Regions from separate parts of the Homo sapiens genome. Here all the other regions are linked to region 3. The links are chromatin loops, found by intact Hi-C in ENCODE. Cell type or tissue: Caco-2. All regions are shown on one strand.

The links. Peaks named below come from ENCODE experiments on the same cell type or tissue, not always from the same donor. Only the 100,000 strongest peaks of a DNase experiment are listed, where the experiment ranks them.
Region 1: it touches region 3 in a loop (3-fold over the local background); 22 of 110 quality-filtered maps call a loop at or near these places.
Region 2: a loop joins it to region 3, with 4 times the contacts of the local background. A loop is called at or near these places in 2 of 110 quality-filtered maps.
Region 4: a loop joins it to region 3, with 6 times the contacts of the local background. A loop is called at or near these places in 42 of 110 quality-filtered maps.

Annotation. Positions count from the first base shown.
Region 1 is chr4:52,911,535-52,916,534 of GRCh38, reverse strand. All of the region lies in intron 6 of SCFD2 (sec1 family domain containing 2), which reads left to right. Among named protein-coding and RNA genes, the nearest start is that of SCFD2-AS1, 13 kb to the left of the region's middle. RefSeq lists an enhancer at 4,513-4,602. In Caco-2, a CTCF peak has its summit at 4,668 (motif pointing left); DNase peaks (open chromatin) are centred at 2,044, 2,339 and 4,634.
Region 2 is chr4:52,748,569-52,753,568 of GRCh38, reverse strand. It overlaps ERVMER34-1 (endogenous retrovirus group MER34 member 1, envelope), which reads left to right and starts at 2,144. Exons shown (of 3, transcript NM_001242690.2): 1 at 2,144-2,226; 2 at 2,500-2,639. It overlaps LOC107986281 (a long non-coding RNA gene), which reads right to left and starts at 2,602. Exons shown (of 2, transcript XR_001741691.2): 1 at 2,146-2,602; 2 at 12-1,535. In Caco-2, no CTCF peak of the experiment used is centred here; DNase peaks (open chromatin) are centred at 1,908 and 2,678; H3K4me3 peaks cover 1,990 bases.
Region 3 is chr4:52,981,412-52,986,411 of GRCh38, reverse strand. The region is part of intron 5 of SCFD2 (sec1 family domain containing 2); the gene reads left to right. Among named protein-coding and RNA genes, the nearest start is that of SCFD2-AS1, 57 kb to the right of the region's middle. In Caco-2, CTCF peaks have their summits at 2,656 (motif pointing right) and 3,635 (motif pointing right); no DNase peak of the experiment used is centred here.
Region 4 is chr4:52,720,359-52,725,358 of GRCh38, reverse strand. DANCR (differentiation antagonizing non-protein coding RNA) reads right to left here. Exons shown (of 5, transcript NR_145129.1): 5 at 4,662-5,000. Among named protein-coding and RNA genes, the nearest start is that of SNORA26, 9.6 kb to the right of the region's middle. RefSeq lists an enhancer at 2,537-2,836 and silencers at 2,997-3,046, 3,227-3,366. In Caco-2, no CTCF peak of the experiment used is centred here; a DNase peak (open chromatin) is centred at 2,958; H3K4me3 peaks cover 1,392 bases.

The DNA of each region.
Region 1 (5,000 bases), 70 kb after region 3:
TGGCGCAATCTCGGCTCACTGCAACCTCTGCCTCCCAGGTTCAAGCGATTCTCATGCCTCAGCCTCCCAAATAGCTGGGACTACAGGCGCGCGCCATCATGCCCAGCTACATTGTTTTTGTATTTTTAGTAGAGACAGGGTTTCGCCATGTTGGCGAGGCTGGTCTTGAACTCCTGACCTCAGGTGATCTGCCCACCTCGGCCTCCCAAAATGCTGGGATTACAGGCATGAGCTACTGCGCCCGGCCGCAGAAAGTCTTCTTACCCTTCCGTTTCTTACTGCAAATGCTCAGTTTAGTGAGAAGCTTAATCTCCCCACTAAATGCCACAGTGTCTGATGTGATGCCATTCCTCAACTGTGACACCAGGAGGATATTAGGCAGATGTCTCAGGGCAGGGAGCTTATACGGGGCTTTCAGACAAAATACTGTATGGCTCTCGCATGGCTTGCCTTGGCATGCATCTTGAAGAGCAGGGCTGAGCTGCAAAAAACCTTCCACAGACACATACTGTACTTTGTGCCTCTGGCATGTTGAACAAGAGCATTTTGAACCAGCAGTGCCTGAGGAGGCTTGATTCATCTTGTGCCCAGTGAAATGTGGCTCTCTGAACAGGCTTTAGGCCTGGCCTCTTTTGTCAACAGTGCCCAGCCCTGGCCTCCAGTTGTTCTTTTCCAAGTGCTAAGTTCTATTGCTCCTCCTGATTCTTTCTAACAGAACTGCTAGCATCTTTTCTGAAGGAATCAGCATGGGGTAGGACTAAATTGAGGGCCAGGAAACTTGGCTCTGTCCTGAGTCTACTTCTAATTGGCTGTGTGAACTCAAGCAAACATGTTAATGTGTTTGGGCTTCACCTTCCTCATATTGAATTGAAGGGGCTATACTCAAATTTTTAAAAACTAATCTGCTTCTGGATTGAAGCCTGGGTGGGTGGATGGATGGATGGATGGATGAACAGACAGACAAATGAACCATTTTTAAATCTACAAATAAATTGTTTCCTTTAAGAAGATGAAAGGAGAAAAAACAGTCATCTTATAGCAAAAAATAAAAATAAATGAGCCATGGATTAGTCAAAGCCATGAGCAATTTTGAACAGATGTTTTTCTGTGCTGTCTTGGGTTGAAACAAAATGAATACCCTCCCAGTAAGCCTGGTTTTTCTGAGAGGCTGGTTGTTCAGAGTCAATTTTGCAGAAAAGGGAGAAGCAGACATCTTCACTATCAGAACTGAGCCCCCAGCTATGCCAACAGTAACAGCAAAAACAAGGTCAGCAGCCCCAGCTGATGGAGATGTGACTGTGGCCACAACTGGGTTTTCTTGGAAACTGCTATCCTAAGTCATTTTTAAGGTGCACCAAATTCAAGATGTTGTAGTTACACTGGTTTCTCAAGATTGTATCTGACTTACTATATATTATGTCAGGAACTGCTGCTATACTCACTGCTTTTCCTGAAGAGCTAACATTCAAGTCAACAAAAGAATCTTCCAGACCCACCACACAGTATGTTCACCCCAAAAGAATAACCAGAGACATTGACACAGTATTTTAGTTATCATATTTTACTTAAATGTGGTATTTTTTTAAGGATTCATTTCTTGAAACTTCAGCTATTCCATGTGTATCAGCCATCAAGGGGTCTCTTTAAGCTCTACCAAGCTATCAGGCCAGCCTCATGAGGCTCTCATACAGGGCCACGATATGACCTTCATGGGCCCCTTTTTTTGTAAAAATAAAAAATAGTAAAAAGCATATGGTACAATTGCACTGGTGTAAAAATAAATATATCAATATTACATATGAAAACATCACTTTCACCTTAAAGTATTTTTTCTTCTGATTTAAAAAAATGTATTTTCATGGGCCCTCAAAAGGAATGTGGGCCCAAGGCACTGTATGTTTGTATCTAACAAATAAGTCAGCTCTGTGGTCATGGCTCCCACTTGACACAAGTGTGCCCGAGACAGGAAAGTAGCTCCCCATCAGGGGAGCATAAGGCATTTTTCTTCCTTGGAGTAGTCCCTATGACCATCCATGAAGCTTGAAGCAGTCCACGCAGCTACTGAGGAGCTACTTGGACTGGTTTCAAGGTGACAGCTCAGGAGTGAGAGAGCTAGATTCACATGGGATGAATACACCAGTCCCCTGGCTTAAAAACCTCATATCCTGTAGGAGCTAATTCCTCTGTAAGAACTCCACAGACATAGCTTCCAGCACTCCTCCAAGGGACAAGTCCAGTTATTATTCAAGAATCATTATACTCAGAGAAGCCCAAAGCTCTGGCTTTCTATCAAATTTTTATAGTTCTTTCAGTTTAATGCAGTTTACCAACCAGCGGTCATTTTTGTCATAAGCAATCTTGCCTGGCTGCATAGTTTGACATTCTTCCTTTATCAGGTTTCCAGGGAAACAGAGATAAAAAGTTAACCAAAGGTTAAATTCTTATGCAGAAGGGAAAAGGGTTTAATAATCTTTTACCTACAACCTGCAGCTTGCCAGTTGTTAAGGAAATATTTACATTAATGTTCCAATCAAAACTTAACAGTGTGTCTATGGCAGAGACCATCCTGTGTATTCCCAAAACTCCATTGCCTTTTCTTCTGTAGCAAACAGTTAGACTCCTTTTTCCAGGTTCCTTTGTAGAATTGTGACTAGTTATGGCCAATGAACTGCGGTGGAAGTGATACATATCACTTTAGGGCTGGACCCATAAAGTCTCTGGAAATCCTTCATACTCTCTCTCTCATTCATCATCTGCTGATGAGAGGTAAAGTCTTCAGTGTAGGATTCTAATGCTCTAGGGAATGGTGTAGCACAGTGGTGCCCACCTTTTTGTCACCAGGGACCTCTTTTGTGGAAGGCACCAGGCGGTGCAGGGTGGGGCGGTGTGGTTTCAGGATGATTCAAGCACATTGCATTTATTGTGCACTTTAATTTCTATTATTACATTGTGATATATAATGAAATAATTATATAACTCACCATAATATGGAATCAGTGGGAGAGGTAAGCTTGTTTTCCTGAAACTAGACAGTCCTGTCTACGGGTGATGGGAGACAGAGACAGTGACAGGCCATCAGACATTAGATTTTCATAAGGAGCATGCAACCTAGAACCCTCACATGCGCAGTTCACAATAGGGTTTGTGATCCTAGGAGAATCTAAAGCCATCACTGATCTGACAGGAGGCGGAACTCAGGCGGTAATGCAAGTGGTGGGAAGCAACTGTAAATACTGATGAAGCTTCACTCATTCACTCACTGCTCACCTCCTGCTGTGTGGCCCGGTTCCTAACAGGCCACGAACCAGTAGCGGTCCATGGCCTGGGGTTGGGGATCCCTGGTGTAGCAGGAACCTGGGTCCCTGAATGATTGGGCAGGGCACAGATCTCCTATTGCCAGCCCACATTGGATATCCAGAGATATAAGGAATAAATAAATGACCAGCAAGAAAAGGAAAGAACAAATTTTTCTGAGTTTTTAATTCCTCTCCCAATCTCCCAAAAAGGTGAACTGGCAGAGAGTGTTTGATTAGGAAAACTAAATTACTATGGTTTACCCTCTTAATATGGAGACAAACTATATGGCTAATCTCTCCTCTGGCCCTTCCTAGCATGCGAGAGAATCTTTGAGTAGGGCACCAGAGAAATCACATCTGTCTCCACTATCACCACCTTCTACAGGGTCCTTTGCTGAGAAGTGAGTCATTCCTGGCTGAGTAGAAAATTTCATGCAAGTCAGAGGGTTCCCATCTAAGAAGTCATTGCCAAGCAGTTCATTCTAACCAGATTTCAGTGACATGATTTAGGGCACAAAATGGTCCAAACTAAGAGGCTGAGAGACAGAAACCAAAGGTTCTCCTCATTAAAACTTAACTGGAAATTTTTTTTATTAAGAAGGCACAAGTACTGTTTCGTGCCTGAGAAAGTCTTTACCAAATTGTGCTCTCTGAATACACAATGTAATCCAGTTGTTCTGTACTTAGTTCTTTCAGTAGAAAATTTAGAGGGTTTTTTTTTTCCCCATATTCCCATTCAAGTAGGAAAACCTATCAACTTCTCTATGAATTAATATTTACATCGTTTACTATGCTTTTGGTTACAATTAAAAATAGATAAAGAAAAAAGTTCTAAAAAGCTTAAACAAGAAAGGTAATTTTTTTCTGCCTTTCTAGCCCCTGATTCTTGCCCCTCTCCTTTTTTCCCATTTTATGTCTTTTTTAAAAATCTTAATGCTTTTAGATAAAATATTAAACCAGAGTGTCCCTCTCATCCTCTACTGCATTGTTTTAGTGGAATAAATGTATTTTAGAATAAATTTTTATAATGTTCATTATCTCATCTTTTCTGTTAATATCTGTACCTGTTTTTGTCAGTGTTCAAGATTTGTCATGTTTTGTTTTGTTTGTAGACTTACTCAGCTTCTGTTACTATTATAGCATTATGCATACTGATTGTTTACTAAATAAAATGCCACTTTGAGCTTGAAAAAAAAAGAAAGGTAATTTATTAAATCCTATGACTTAAAAGTCTAGAGGAGGGGCAGCTTCAAGTGGTGAGAGGCCATCGCCAGGGTGATGGTGGCAGGAATTGCAAATAAACAGGAGAAGCAAGTTCCTGCCTGTTCTTCCTGCCTTCTGGTCTCCCTCGAGTGCCCCCTATCGGCAGAGTCTAACAGACCTAGCTGGCAAAGCACAGAAGTGGTTTTCAGAGTCTCAGCCCAGCATCACAGAACTGAGTCTAGAAGAGAGGGTTTGGAATTGAGAGACAATAGCTTGATAACTATCACATTTTCATAGAAAATGTTATTTCAAAATTGTTGTTATATGAAAAGATAATCAGAGAGAATGCAACCAAAAAATGTAAGAAATGAATATCAAAGAGGTAGGTCAGGCAATTAATAAAAGCATTTATGTTCTTTTCCTGGATTATGTGATGTGTTTGCTGTTACTTTTCTGTATTTTAAATCATAGTTTCTTTTCTCCTGCTATATAAATGTGCAC
Region 2 (5,000 bases), 230 kb after region 3:
GCTCCCAAGAATTGAGTATATCTTTCATTTTATTTCACAATCACTATTCTCCTCATCTCTGGCCTTACTCAATCTTACAGTGAAAAACATAGACACTGTACTAGGTAAAAGTAGCTTGGGGTAAAATAAAATGTGAATTTAATAGGTAGAGAAAGGGAGAAGGAGAAAAAGTCAAGTTACTTAAACATAGAAATGGGTTGGTGACCAGTGTTATGAATGTAAAAGTGTCTAAAGACATATGCAGAAAGGATTCTTCTAAGAGTATTGCTTTCTTTTGCGTAGTTGAGAATAATGTTATTTCAGTGGATGGATATGTTCATCACACTGTAATGCATGTAAAAACAACGTGTAAAGAAACATCAATAAAAGGACATCTCAAAGAGTGCTACTTGGAAAAAAAAAGAAAAAAGAAAAAGATATGGGGTAGTGAGTCAACATTAGCAAGGGGTAGTATAAACAGTGTTTAAACCCATGTCTTGAGCCAGGCAAAAGAGCAAGTGACAGAGAGAGGACCTCAATGAAGAAAGAGGAGACAAAAAATAATGGCCTGGGGAGAGCTTAGACCCGTGGGGCTGGCAGAGCCCAGACCAGAGGCGTGGGAGCCGCGCTGCTGGTGCTGGGGGTGCTCCAGCCGGCAGAACAGTGGGAAGGGAAAAGCAGTGGGCCCATTTAGAGGTTGAAAGAGGCAGGGACTGAGAAGCTCCAGGGTTTGAGGACCACTCCCCCATCCATACAACAGTTAGTATCCCAACTGCGGACCATATGTCCCACGCCCCAGAGCGATGGCCCTTGTGGTTTTTTTTTTGTTTGTTTGTTTGTTTGTTTGTTTTTGAGACAGAGTTTGGCTCTTGTTGCCCGCTGGAGTGCAATAGCGCAGTCTCGGTTCACCGCAACCTCTGCCTCAAGCGATTTTCCTGCTTCAGCCTCCCAAGTAGCTGGCATTACAGGCATGCGCCACTATAACCGGTTAATTGTGTATTTTTAGTATAGACGGGGTTTCTCCATGTTGGTCAGGCTGGTCTCGAACTCCCGATCTCAGATGATCTGCCCGCCTCGGCCTCCCAAAGTGCTGGGATTACAGGAGTGAGCCACCGCGCCCGGCCGCCCCTTGTCTCTTTAGGTCTCTTCTGCTTTATCAAACATGGACACAAAAAGGGTGCTCCTCAGGCGTACAGGCGCCGCCAACCAGCCACTGCTTCTGGTAAAGAGTCTTTCATCGCATTTAGTCATTTCTACAGTAAAACGTATTTTCCAAAGAGTACAGAACACCAGTCATGATGAGTTTTGTTTCTTTGTTTCTTAGAATCAGGGGTTTCATTCGTCCACAGAGAAAGATGATTTCCTATTTTTGTATTTTCAAGTTGTAACACATGTTTTTTCCCTTAGCTCTTATAACGTTAATATTTTTATATTTCATTATGGGTTTTTATTCTTCATTAAAAATGTCAGTCCAAGGGAGGCCTTTGTTTCGTCCATTTAAGGATTAGAAGATTGCCTGGCACAGAGTACACACCTGATGAAGGCGTGCTGAATACCTAAGTGAATAAAAACGCGGCATAAATAGCAGCTCAGGGCTCTAGGCGGTCGCGTGACTGAGAGCCTAGGCGCCAAGGGGAGGAGAGGGTAATCGCGAAGTCTCCCCAGGGGAGAAACCGAGGGGCTGAGAGAACCAGATCGACGAGGGCCAAGGCCCAGCAGGATGCCTGAAGAAGCCGATTCTCCTGCCCAGGGTACCTGAGGTTCGAAGGATGCTTCGTGCAGGCTCGCCTTGTGTCTCACCCGCCAGACCTAGGAAGCCAGACCTAGGCAGGCAGTGGACACAGGTGGCCAATGGCTGGGCCCGTCCAGCCCCCGTCCTGCCCTCGTCCCGAAGTTTCCTGGGATTGGCTGCCTGCCCCGCGGCCCTCCTCCCAGCCCCGCCCTCGCCCAGAGTCTTCCCTGCGCCGAAAGCGCAGGTATGTTCCTAGTCTTGAGCGGGAGAAAATCACCCAGCTCGGAGCACCTGGCCAGTGGGACCGGTGGGTTCCTGGTGCCTGAATCCGGCTGTCCGCTCTGCGGTGCCCCGCCCCGCCCCAACCCAGGATCTTCCCAGCCCCGCTCCGCCCCAACCCAGGATCTTCCCAGCCCTCGTGTGTCCCCGCTCACTTCAGTTCCCGCCGCGAGCCTTCTTCTTGGTCTTCTGGCCTGGCGGCGATCGTCGGCCAGTTTATCCCTCGGAGTTGCACTGTGAGTGCGTTTCTGCCCTTTGGTCTCCGGCGGGGAGGGCTCCCAGGCAGGGTCTGGGCTCGCCCCGTGTCCCCTCGAGCTTTGCCCGCCCCGAGCTCCTCTGCTGCCCGCGGCCAGAACGGAGGGGTAAAGCAGCCCTCGGCGGCCCAGGGGGCGGACGGCCGTGCCCGTCCCAGGGCCGCGCGAGGCACAGGCGCTGCGTCCTGCGGAGCCGCTGGGAGAATCCCGGGGCAGGTCCCGGCGCGGTAACAAGTTTGCGCTTTGCCTCCCTAGGGCAGACACGCCGCTACTTTGTAGCGGGTTTCGGGCGGGCCACGCGTGCGGCGACAGGAACCCAACCCCGGCCGACCTTGGGCTCCAGGAATTCGTTGTCTACGTCTGCGGAGGTGCGGCAGCCTCAGTTTTAAGCGCAGGTATGTTCCTACCCTTGAGCGGGAGGAAATTACCCAGCCCTGAGCACGTGGCCAGTGGGACCGGAGGGTTCCTGGTGTCTGAATCCTGCTCGCTTAACAGGAAGGCAATAGAGGCTGTGCTCTGAACCTTTCCCTCACGATGATCTTCTGCCTGTTGACCATCCTGGTGTCTTTCCCATGTGGCCCTGTATGGTTGGCATGGTTCCTGTCTTTAGGACTTGTGAGTATAACGCTTTATTTTTTCCTGAGCTTCTCCTATGTCTCCCCTTTGTGAGCACAGTGGCCAAAGAAGTCCATTTGGTCCCATGTCTAATCCATCGCATAACTGCTTGGCCCCCTTTGGTAGCCATGTCTGTTTTAGGTTGTGGGGCATTTGCCCGACAATGAACGTGAGTCAGAGATAAGAGGAGGGTCGCAAGCTGGGTGGAGGAGAGACAGGGAGTCCATTTTTGCCTGCCCATTTAGCAGCTTTCTCAGCCCTACAATTCCATAAAGATACTCTATCAGTTTCCTAAGTGTTGCGCAATGAACAATAATAATTTATGTAGGAAAATAAATAGACTGTAATAGGATAACAATTATATGCCCATTGGTGATGGGAGTATATGCTGAGGTCGAGAATCTATGGGGGGGTAGGGCGCAGTGGCTCACTCCGGTGATCCCATCACTTTGGGAGGCCGAGGTGGGCGGATTGCCTGAGGTCAGGAGTTCGAGACCTACCTGGCCAACATGGTGAAACCCCATCTCTACTAAAAATTCAAAAATTAGCCAGGCGTGGTGGTGCATGCCTGTAATTCCAGCTAGCCGGGAGGCTGAGGCAGGAGAATTGCTTGAACCTGGGATGTAGAGGTTGTGGTGAGCGGAGATCGCACCACTGCACTCCAGCCCGAGCAACAGAGTGAGATTCCATCTCAATTAATAATAATAATAAGAAGAATTCCGTCTCAAATCATCATCATCATCATCTATGGGGTTTCCAAACTGCCAAGGACATGGCAGAGTCCCAGGGTATACCTAGTCAGTGTAAGTAGTGTACGTTTTCTCTTTCACCAGTGTACAAGCTCACTATGTCATAGCTGGTTATTATCTTTCTGAGAATTTTGTTTATAAGAGTTGTCACAGGATAGAGTAAGTCTGTTTTTGTTTGTTTGTTTAAGACAGAGCCTCGCTCTGTTGCCCAGGCTGCCATCTCGGCTCACTGCAACCTCCACCTCCTGGGTTCAAGTGATCCCCCGAGTAGCTGGGAAGACATGCACAAGCCACCACGCTGGCTAATTTTTGTATTTTTTAGTAGAGATGGGATTTCACCATGTTGGCCAGGCTGGTCTCAAACTCCTGACGTCAGGTGATCTGCCCTACCTCGGCCTCCCAAAGTGCTGGGATTACAGGTGTGAGCCACCACACCCGGCCCAGAGTAAGTGTGGATGGCTCAAGGAGTATCTTAAGAGGTCTTCTTGTGGTTTAGAAGCCAACTCTGTGACTGTAAGGCAATCATGTGATGTGGAGTGGGGTTCTCCATCAGGGAGAGGTACAGGTTTAGAGCATTACAGAGTTGCAAGATGAGGAGGGGTTGGTCTGTCAAGTAGAAAGGCACTCTTTTATGGAACTGTAAGAGTTGACACAGAATGGGAAACAAAGGTAAATAAGAGAACCTATTGTAAGGTTAATGGCTTTGTCAATTAGGATGGCAGCTGAGGTCACTACATAGGCATAGGAGCATGCCTGATACCACGGGATCCAACTGACATGAAAAATATGCTATGAGGCCGGGCATGGTGGCTCACACCTATAATACTAGCACTTTGGGATGCCAAGATGAGAGGATCACTTGAGCTTAGAAGTTTGAGACCACCCTGGGCAACATGGCCAGACCTTGTCCCTATTAAAAATAATTTTTTTTAAAAAAGGAAGCCAGGTATGGTGGTGCATGCCTGTAGTCCCAGCTACAGGGGAGACTGAGGTGGGAGGATCTCTTGAGCCCAGGTGTTCGATGCTGCAGTGAGCCATGCTTGCACCACTGCATTCCAGCTTGGGCAACAGAGTGAGACCCTGTTTCTAAGGAAAAAAAAGAAAAAAAAATATGCTATGCAACTTACCTGAGAGGAAGAAAGTTGTCCTAGAATACCTACAGCTATCTCATTGTTTTCACAGCAATATACACGGAAAGGCTTGTCAAAACTGAGTAAATAAAAACAGGTGTGTGGGGTGGTTAATGCTAATTTCAATATCTCAGTGAAGGTTTCTGTGGTTATGCCTGGGAGAGCATGTAGAGGTTAGGCAAAGGCAGCACAACTGGGAATCCATTGGTAGCAACAGCCAGCTGCTAAGTGTGCACACCTGCCTTCGAGATCAGGAGGAACG
Region 3 (5,000 bases):
TTGCTGAGAGAATACTTATTGACTTCTATCACAAGCTCAGAGTAATTTTGAACTTGCACCGTCATTATTAGCCACAAACGTTGCAGAATTAGATTCTTATCATTGAGCTTTCCCTTAATACCCAAAGTGGAGGATACAAGTTTTAAAATCTTACATATACTCGATGACTATTAAAAAAAAAACTTTACCCTTTTTTCCCCTCTAAATTGCTCAGGGAACGGGCAGAGGGAAGAAAGGTGGGGAGGTAATTCTCACGGGGCAAAGAGGCTCAGCTCTGGAGGGAAGAGGTGGAAGCCAGCCTCCAGCCCCAGGCACCTACCAAAGCCAGGGAGCCGGTTAACATGAGATCTGCTTGACTGCGACGTCACAGGGGGACAGGTGCAAAAACAGAATATGTAAAGGAATTGTATGCTAATTCTGTCCTCTCAGTGTCTTCGAAGAAATTATTTCCTGGCGATTTGTTCAGCACTTAAAAAAAAATGTCCATATACCCGCACCTCACCAATCTACCCATTCTCTTTGGTGTTTTTCTTATCTGATTGGAAATTTCCTAGTACATGTAGGGCTTTGTTCTAAGAATAGGTGAACACAGCTGGAATTGCAGTGTCATCTGTTGCATATTTGGAGAGACTTTCAAAAAAACTTGACCTTAACCTGCTAACTTCAACCCAGAATTCCAGACAGATATTTGGACCTTCTAAAATCATAAACATTTGATATTTATATTCCTGGACTAATTTTTTAAGCAAAAAATTTGCATCTGGCCTTTTGCAATCTTCCAAAGGAAGTTTTTCAGATACGTCTGGGGGTGTGATTTCTTAATAGAATAAAACTGCCATGGTTTTATAATATGCTGCTATATGGTGCTAGAAACCTCTCCAAAACACCCTCAAATTTATCAACACCAAAATCCCCAAAGATACAAAGATGATATTAGCATTTTATTATAAATGCATTTGGGATCCTCAATAACTTGAAAGCCTTCTATTTTAGCATTAGAATGAAACATAATGCTAATTAATAAATAAGGAGCTAAGCATGGTGCCAAATGAAATAAATATTTACTGGAAATAACCAAAATGACTTCACTGCAGCAGAAAGGTCCTAAAACTGTACTCAGAAGAATGCTGGCTGTTTCTGTGTTTTCACTAACACATGCTGAATACCATGTCCCACTCTTCATACCTGGGAGGGAGCAGGGCAAGGATGACCCTTACTGCGAAGGAGCAGTCACACAGTCAAACAGTATTAAATAAGTATTTTATGATCAATACCCTTAAAACCCCAAGAGAAATTTTAAAACTTAAATTGTCTGAAGCTTAGCTGTACAGCTCCCAATTAAATGAGCGAACTGTGTTTTTAAATACCCATGTCCTACTCAAAATTCCCCATAGCTTTTCTTTTAAAAGCTATAAAATGTGTTACTGGTGACAGAATTCAGCTTAATAAGTTTCAGTAGGTTTTGATAGTTCATTCACACTTTAGCTTATAAAAAGTGTAGGCAAGTAAGCAAAATCATTTTTCCTGTCTCCTGCATTATTGGAAAAGGTACAGAATCCAGCTGCATTTCATTAAAGTTGTTTTGGAAAGTTGAAGACAGCCCATGAGGAAAAGAGGACTCAAAATTAAATACTTGGAACCTGAGGTTAAACATTGCACATGGCTTTATGTGCCTCTCTCCCCTTATATTTGGATGACAAATGACTTCAGGCCTCTGCCGACCTAAGGATTTGTCGTTGATGATTCAACAAGAAGAACTACTTAGACTTGTTTAGGATTCATGGTGAACAGGCAGTTTCCCATTCATTCTATTATATAATGGTCACTCTTAGGTCACATATACACCAAAGGGGCCCTGGCTTCAGAGGAACTTAAACCTTTGTAAGCTCTTTTATGAGTCTAGTCCTATTGGAAAGCATTTGATTCCACTGTCAGTCACCTTGTGACTCTTTTGTTTCCCTGATAAATAATTAAAAGTGGGTTGGATCCTCATAGCAGTGTTGATAGAACACCCTTGACAATGATGGCTTTGTGGCACAGTGTTGAGGTCTTTATTTTATAGAGCAGCAGAAAAAGTTCCTATTAAAGACAACACTCAAATTCTTCACTTTGTTATGTCAGTGATTTTAATATTGTAAATGTTCAACTTCAACCCTTTTGTTTCACTATGAATATATCCAATATAGCCTCCAGAGTTTTACAAAAGGTGCCCTTGGAGTAACTCACCCACTGGGGTTATATTTACCACCCTAGTGGCTTCCTGTTTGGGAACCTGGCAGGGGCAATGAGTAGGCTTGAGATGCTTTTTGAACAATCCACCATTCTCTTACATTCTCCTTCATGTACACAGGTACTCCAACTGCTTTGCAGAGAAGTGGTAAACTAATAACCCTATTTACTCAGTCAAAAACTATGTGGGAGTCAATATTTGGGGTGAGGCTTTCTCTTCAGAAAAGAAATGTTTGGCAAAACAGCCTAAATTCTCCAGGATAGAAGAGATTGATGGAGCATCTATCTTAAGAAGGGTGTAGGCAAGGATACTAGGTTAACTCCTAAAACAAATATAAATGTTTCTTTTCCATATTCCAGGTAATGAAACCAACACGAGAAAGGAGAGGGTTTGTCACTCTAGTTCCTCTTGATTCTTTCCAGCAGAGGGCACCATTTTCATTATCTAGATGGGTTTCACAGTTTTAGACATGGGAATTGTTAGGTTCTATAAATTAGAATAGGCAAATTACTGAAGAGGGCCTGGAAACTGAGCTCTCAGCTCCTGGAACTGGGAACAGACCACTTTATTCTGTAGATAAAGAAAAATAGCACTTGTCTAGAAAATGTAGGCTGTTCAAGCAGTTTATTTATTTATTTTTTATTTAAGTATATTGTAAGACCCACTACAACAAGCAGCTTAATTTAGATCTTGGTATTTGAGATAAATCCCCACTAAACTAAGGTAAATACATCTCCTTTGAACATTTGTGCATACATATATACACACGCAATTACAGCTTTTAAATTATTTTGACTGCTTTAAAATGTGGCTTTCCTTCTCTTGGAAACACTTAACACAAGAGTCATAAATATCACCACAATTCTCTGCTGTACTGTGATGTTTAGTTGTATCCGTCCTTAAAATCTTATTCTATGGGTGTTGGAAATGACAAATATATACATTGAACGCTGAATTTGGTTTTATCAGATCTGGTACTCTCATGTGGCTAGGCAAAGAGTTATCGTGCCCCTCTGTTCCTTTATTTGTGCACTTTGTAGATTATGTTATCTGGCAAGCATCCAGGTCTATTGTGAAGGCACTGAAACAATACCTTGTATAGGTTGAACCATAACACTGTCAAAAGCCAGCACAACAAACCAAGGGACCAAGTAGTTCACATTGGAACTCAATAAAAATAACCTCTCTGAGAGGTTAGAGAATCATGATTGTAAATAATGCCCACTGGAAATCCATGAGAATGGATTTTCTGAAAATATTTACTGCTCCAGGTGGATTATTATTTTGACTACTTATGGCATGTACATCTCCCAAAATAAATTGGGATGAAGTATAGATAAAGGTTTTTATTTCTTCCCCAGTGGATTGCTACATGTGCAAACTTAAAGGTCTGCTGAGTAATTATGGACACTAGAGAGCAGTAGAGGAGTGTCTGAGCACATAGCTGGTAGAAAATCAACATGCTTCAAAACAGTATCAGGCATATTCTCTTAAGGTGATATTCAGTTTCCACTGACAGTGGAAGACAATTTGAACTATCTTATAAATGAATCAATTTTTAGAGATTGGATAAATAACATCCAAACAATAAGCTATCAATAGGAATGCTAGTATTTATACTGATAAGTAGTTTATTATAAGTCAAAACTGCTTACTTTGGAGTAGAAAAATTTGGTAACAAATTCTGCATAAGATTTAGGTCATCAGTAATAGCTGTAATTCAAAGCAGATCTCTGACTACTTATGTAGAAGAGTCATCAAAATCAGTGTGATTTCAATGAATGCCTATTTATACCCAACATTCAAGACATCTGCATCAATTTACCAATAAATGTGTCTACCATTCATTATGCAGTCAAACTAGCCCGTGTACAAACTACATCACAATTCTGATCTGTTTCCCCTTGGCCATAGTAACTCTACTCGGGTGATGGAGAGAGTTACAGTGAAAATAACCACCACCATTATGCTTATGCTGTGACAGACACCATGCAGTGCAGCCTCCATTGTATGGCTTCCACTTCTAGCCTCCCATAACCACATGTCCAAAGTCAGAATCTTGGTTCCTTGTTCTTATATCTTTCCAGCTTATAAACAGTACCATTATCCACCCACACCAGAAACATAAGAGTCATCCTTGATCCATTCCTCTTCCTTACTGTCCGTAAGTCCTCTTGATTCTAATTCTAAAATACATCTCAAATCCATTTCCTTCTTTCCAGTTCCACTGTCACATTCTCACCTGGGCCCCCATCATCACATGTCTGCACACTGTAAGAACCTCCAGCTGGTCTTTCTCCTCCCAACAGTAGTAGTGTATTTATATTTGATAACACAGACCAGATCCTAGCATTTCCCTGTGTGACATCCTTCAACTGCTGCCCATTCATCTTGGAATATAATGTAAACCCCTGGTAGTGGCTCTCTAAGCCCTGACCGTCTCTCCTGGCTCACCCTGTACCCCTTCCAAATTCTTTTTGACTCGGGGCCTTCCTGTGTGGTGTTGCCCCTGCCTGAAAGCTGTGTGATTTCAGGAAGTCACTTAACCTTCTGGGCCTTGATTTTCTCCTCTAAAATAAGGACCTTGATCCTTTCTAGCAATGACCTTCCTGTTTTCTTAGAAAAAAAAATAGCAGTTCTCTTGAATTTATCTTCTAATAACCCTCTACTCAGCACTGACCCTGACATAATATGAAAGGTTAGCCACAGGCCCATTGGAAAATATTTTCCAAGTATAGTATAGAACTATAAAATGCTTTGAAACTGAGAC
Region 4 (5,000 bases), 260 kb after region 3:
GGAGGTGATGGATTAGGTTCATGGCATAGATTGTGCTGATGGTTTTAAGGGTGTACACTTATCTCCAAACTTATGAAGTTGTGTACATTGAATATGTATAGCTTTTTAGCATGCCAATCATACTTCAATAAAGTCATTTTTAAAAATCTTCTTACAATGGATAAACAAGCTGTGATATATTCATCCAATGGAATAGTACTCAGAAATAAGGAGGAATAAGTTATTGACACATGCAACAATATGAATAAATCTCAAACACAGCATGCTGAGTGCAAGAAGCCTTATACAGAAGAACATACTGTATGATTCCAGTTATATGGTCTTCTGAAACAGGCAAATCTAATCTACAGTGAGGAAAAAAATTAGAACATTGGTTGTCCCTGGGAAAGTGGAAATGGTAGGGAGCATGAAGGACTTTCCGGGGTGATAGTATGTTCTATACTTGATAGAAGTTTGGGTTATACAAATGAATGCATTTGTCAAAACTCAGCAAATATATACACTAAAGATTTGTGCATTTCATTTCATGTAAATTTTACATCAAAAGAAACCTGAAGTATTAAATTCTAGTTAATGATATACATGCTGAAATATTAATATTTAAATGGCCAAATATGTATTGCTGTTTGCAATTTACTTTGAAATGCAACAACATTAAGATAGATACAGGTAAATGTAGAAATATCCTAAAGTGAGTGTTATATAATGTTAATGGTAGAATAATCTATGTGGTAAGTTTACAGACGCTATTGTAAAACTCTTTAAACTTTGCTAAATATTTGAAATTTTTCATAATCAAATGTTAGGAAAATACAAATTTAAAAGACACTAAAAATGGGCACAGATTTTAACAGACACTTCATGAAGTTATTTCTTAATAGCCAATAAAGAGATGAAAAGGTGCTCAACTTCATTAATCATCAGGGAGCTGCAAATCAAAATCACCTGAAGCACAATTATCACCCACCAAAATGGCTAAAATGAAAAAAGATGGAAAATACCAAGTGTTGATGAGAATGTGGAACAACTGGAATACTCATATGTTGCTGATAAGTGTAAATTGGCTCAAACACTTTGAAAAACTGTTTTAAAATATTTAATATCTACTAAATTTGAACATGGTATATAACCTATGATCCAATAATTCCATTTGTAGGTATACACCGAACAGAAATGCAATCATCTTTTATCATGTTCATCAGAAGACGTTTATTACAATGTTCATAGCAGCAATATTTTTAATAGTTCCAAAATGTAGACTACTCCAATGCCTATCAACAATTGGTTGAATACATAAATTGTGGTATATTCACAAAATGGACTGCACTGCAGCATTCTCATGAGCAAACTGTGACTATACTCAAAATATGGATGAACCTCATGACCATCATAGTGAGTTAAAGAAACCAGACACAAAAAATCACATGTATATAATGCACAAACACAAGGATACTGCTCTATGCTGTTAGAAGTCAGGCTAGCGGTTACCTTTGGGTGAAAAGGAGTGGTTAGCTACCGGAAGGAAATACTTCTGGTGTACTGTTTCTTTCTTTCTTTCCTTTCTTTCCCTTCTTTTCTTTCCTTTCTTTCTCTTCGTTTCTTTCCCCTCCCTCCGTCCCTCCCTCCCTCCCTCCCTTCCTTCCTTCCTTCCCTCCCTTTCTTCCTTCCCTTTCTCTCTCTCTTTCTTTCTATTTCTTTTTTTCTTTTTTTTAATGTAGTATAGCTCTGTCACCCAGGCTGGAGTGCAGTGGCATGATCTCGCTCACTGCAACCTCCACCTCCCGGGTTCAAGCGATTCCCCTGCCTCAGCCTCCGGAGTAGCTAGGATTACAGACGTGTGCCACCACACCCAGCTAATTTTTGTATTTTTAGTAGAGACAGGGTTTCACCATGTAGGCCAGGCTGGTCTCAAACTCCTGACCTCAAGCGATCTGCCCACCTCGGCCTCCCAAAGTGCTGGGATTACAGGCATGAACCACCACGCCCCGCCATGTTCTGTTTCTTAAATTAGTTGTTGGTGGCAGGACTGTGATTAGTTTGTGAAATTTCAGCCGAATGTGCATTTTTGTGTACTCATCTGTGGTCATGTTATATTTCAATAAAAAGCAGTCTCTGCCAGAACCTACAGGCAATGAGGTGCCACAGAAGGAGTTGACATTTGAGAGGCTTGAGAAGGGTTTAAGAGACACAATCAGATTTGCATTAGGAAGATTAATCTTTGGCTTTGGAGGATGACCGGGAAAGGAGTTGGGAGCTATTTGTAGAACTAATCCAGGCAAGCAATTATGAAGGTCTGAATTAGAGCAAGGGAATAGGAATGAGGACAGGATACAGCTGATATTTAGGAAGTAAACATGACAGGACGTGAGCCGATCACTAAATCCTCCTGCTCATGTTTCCTTGCTTGAAAAATAAGGAATAACAGTACCTACTTCATTGGGACTAGTTTGATGATTTAATGAGGGGGAGTGGTTTTAGATTTATAAAATATATATATGCTTATTGTATACCATACCTAGACATAAGGTATTAATATTAGAAAGCTCTAAGAGAAATATCTTGATTTTGGCATTGTCCCTGCGACGCTGCCTTCTCCCTGCCTAGGATGGATCAGCGTGGGACACAGGGTAGAAGGCAGAGGTACAGAATACCACAGGACATGTCAGAACGTGGGCGTGAAACGGGCCCAAGGGACCACGGGTGAAGGTCTAGGACTCTTCCAGCAGCCTGAGCGCCAGCAGAAGGAACCAAAACTAACCCAGGCGTTTCCTCTCCTCCTCCCCAGCCTTTCGGCCGAGAAGCAGACCGGCGGAACGCGACGGGGATTCAGGCCTAGGGGTGGGCTTGAGGCCGGAAAAATGGCCAATGGAACGAGAGCTTCTCCGTGCTTAGCCAATTGCATGACCCCCCCCCCAGGACCGCCCCCATCCGGTGATTGGCAGACACGTCTCCCAGTGTTGTCGCGGCCTGCTAAGGCTCTCAGAACTCCCGCGAGGGTGCGGGTCTTCCTCCAGCGCTGGGCTACTTGGTCCCGCCCCTCAAGGTATTTCTGCTCCTTGTGTGCCAGGGACCCCGGTAGTCCTGCTCCTGCTCTGGACCTGGAGCCAGGAGGTGGCTGGGAGGTGGGCGCGGTGAGGAGGTCTGAGCAGCCGCAGGCTCTGGGCCGCTTCGCCTCGAATCCGGGACCCGCGGGACCCGCAGGACCCGTAGTGCCTGGGGCCGAGGTGGGCGCGGCCCGGGCTCTCATGCTTTCCCTCACGCGCACCTGCCTTTTCCGCGGGGCCCGGGGCGGCTCCCCTGCCAGTTGGCGGGAGTAACCCGTAGTAGTAAAGCGCGACTGGATTAGGCCCTGTGTATTGAAGGGTTTGCGATCTTGAAAGGAACATTTGCATTAAAAACAGTGGGCAAACTTGTTTGTGGTCCTGTTGGTAACACACTTTTAGGGGGTGCAGTACAGTATGTTACCATACTTGGGGGATTAGCCGCCGTAGTTAAATGGTGGGTTCCTGTTGTTCCCAGCCCATTTCTAGCTAATTTAAAGAGAGTTTAAATAGGATAAGGTCCCGTTTACATCTTCCAGTGCCTAATACAAATATTTTAAGCAGCCCTATCAGCCTCCCCAAAAGGTAAAGGAGATTCCCCCAGTAAAGGCACATGACACTATGTATTGAATTCTTTTTTTTTTTTTTAAGACGGTGTCGCTCTGTCGCCCAGGCTGGAGTGCAGTGGCGCGATCTCGGCTCACTGCAACCTCTACCTCCCGAGTTCAAGCGATCATCCCACCTCAGCCTCCCAAGTAGCTGGGATTACAGGCGCCAGCCACCACGCCCGGCTAATTTTTGTATATTTTGTAGAGACGGGGTTTCACCATGTTGGCCAGGCTGGTCTTGAACTCCTGACCTCAGGTGATCCGCCGGAATCGGCCTCCCAAAGTGCTGGGATTACAGGTGTGAGCTACCACGCCCGGCCTGTATTGATTTCTTGAATTTAGCAAACACCACAAAATTATCTTAAAGTAGCCTGTACTTAATACCATAAGAAAGACCAGCCTGAGTCTGTTTTCCCTGAAAGCAAAGCACTGAAAAAATCGTGCAATCGGGAAGAGAATACAAAATACTGTAGATACCTGAGTCTTCAGTGTACAGCCAAGTGGCAATATACATGTTATTAGGATGTATTTTTAAGTCTTAGGTTCTTTCGGGGTGGGACAGTGCCGACTAATAATTAAAGTATTTCATATATCATTTTCCTATTAATTGGACAAGAAAAAGCTGATTTATTTTCGACCCTTTTGTAGGTGGGAAAATAGCAGGCTAAGATGATATAGCACTGAAATCTTTATCAGCTTCTCCAAAGATTATTTGTACTCATCTGTTGAAATATTTACCAATTTTTCTTTGTGTAGTTTGTGAAATTGCTGGAATAGGTTATGTTTCAGCTGGCTACAACAGAGCTTTTAAGGTTGCCAACTAACTTTCTTAGATGTGAATAGAGTTATTCTTTTGTTGACCTAAAAATTGTTGACTGTTAGAGCAAAGAATTCATATTAAATTTTGTGTAAAGTTAAATATGTCAGTGAGACACCTGAAATAGACTATTTTGGTATATTGCATTTGAACCTCCCTATCAATAGCAATCAAAAAACCATAATTCCAATCTGGCTATTTCTGAATATACAGCCAAGACAAGTGGCAATTAGAACTGTTAAAAGTAGTTTCTGGCTGGGTCCAGTGGCTCACCCCTGTAATCCCAGAACTTTGGGAGGCTGAGGCAGGAGGATCACTTGAGCCCGTGAGTTCAAGACAGGCCTGGGCAACATAGGGAGACCCCCCCACCTCTATAAAAAACAACAATAACAAAATTAGCCAGGTCTGGTGGTACACACCTGTGGTCCCACCTACTCAGGAGGCTGAGGTGGGAGGATCGCTTGAGCCTAGGGTACCAAGGCCGCAGTGAACTATGATTGTTCCACTATACTCCATCCAGCCTGGGTGACAGAG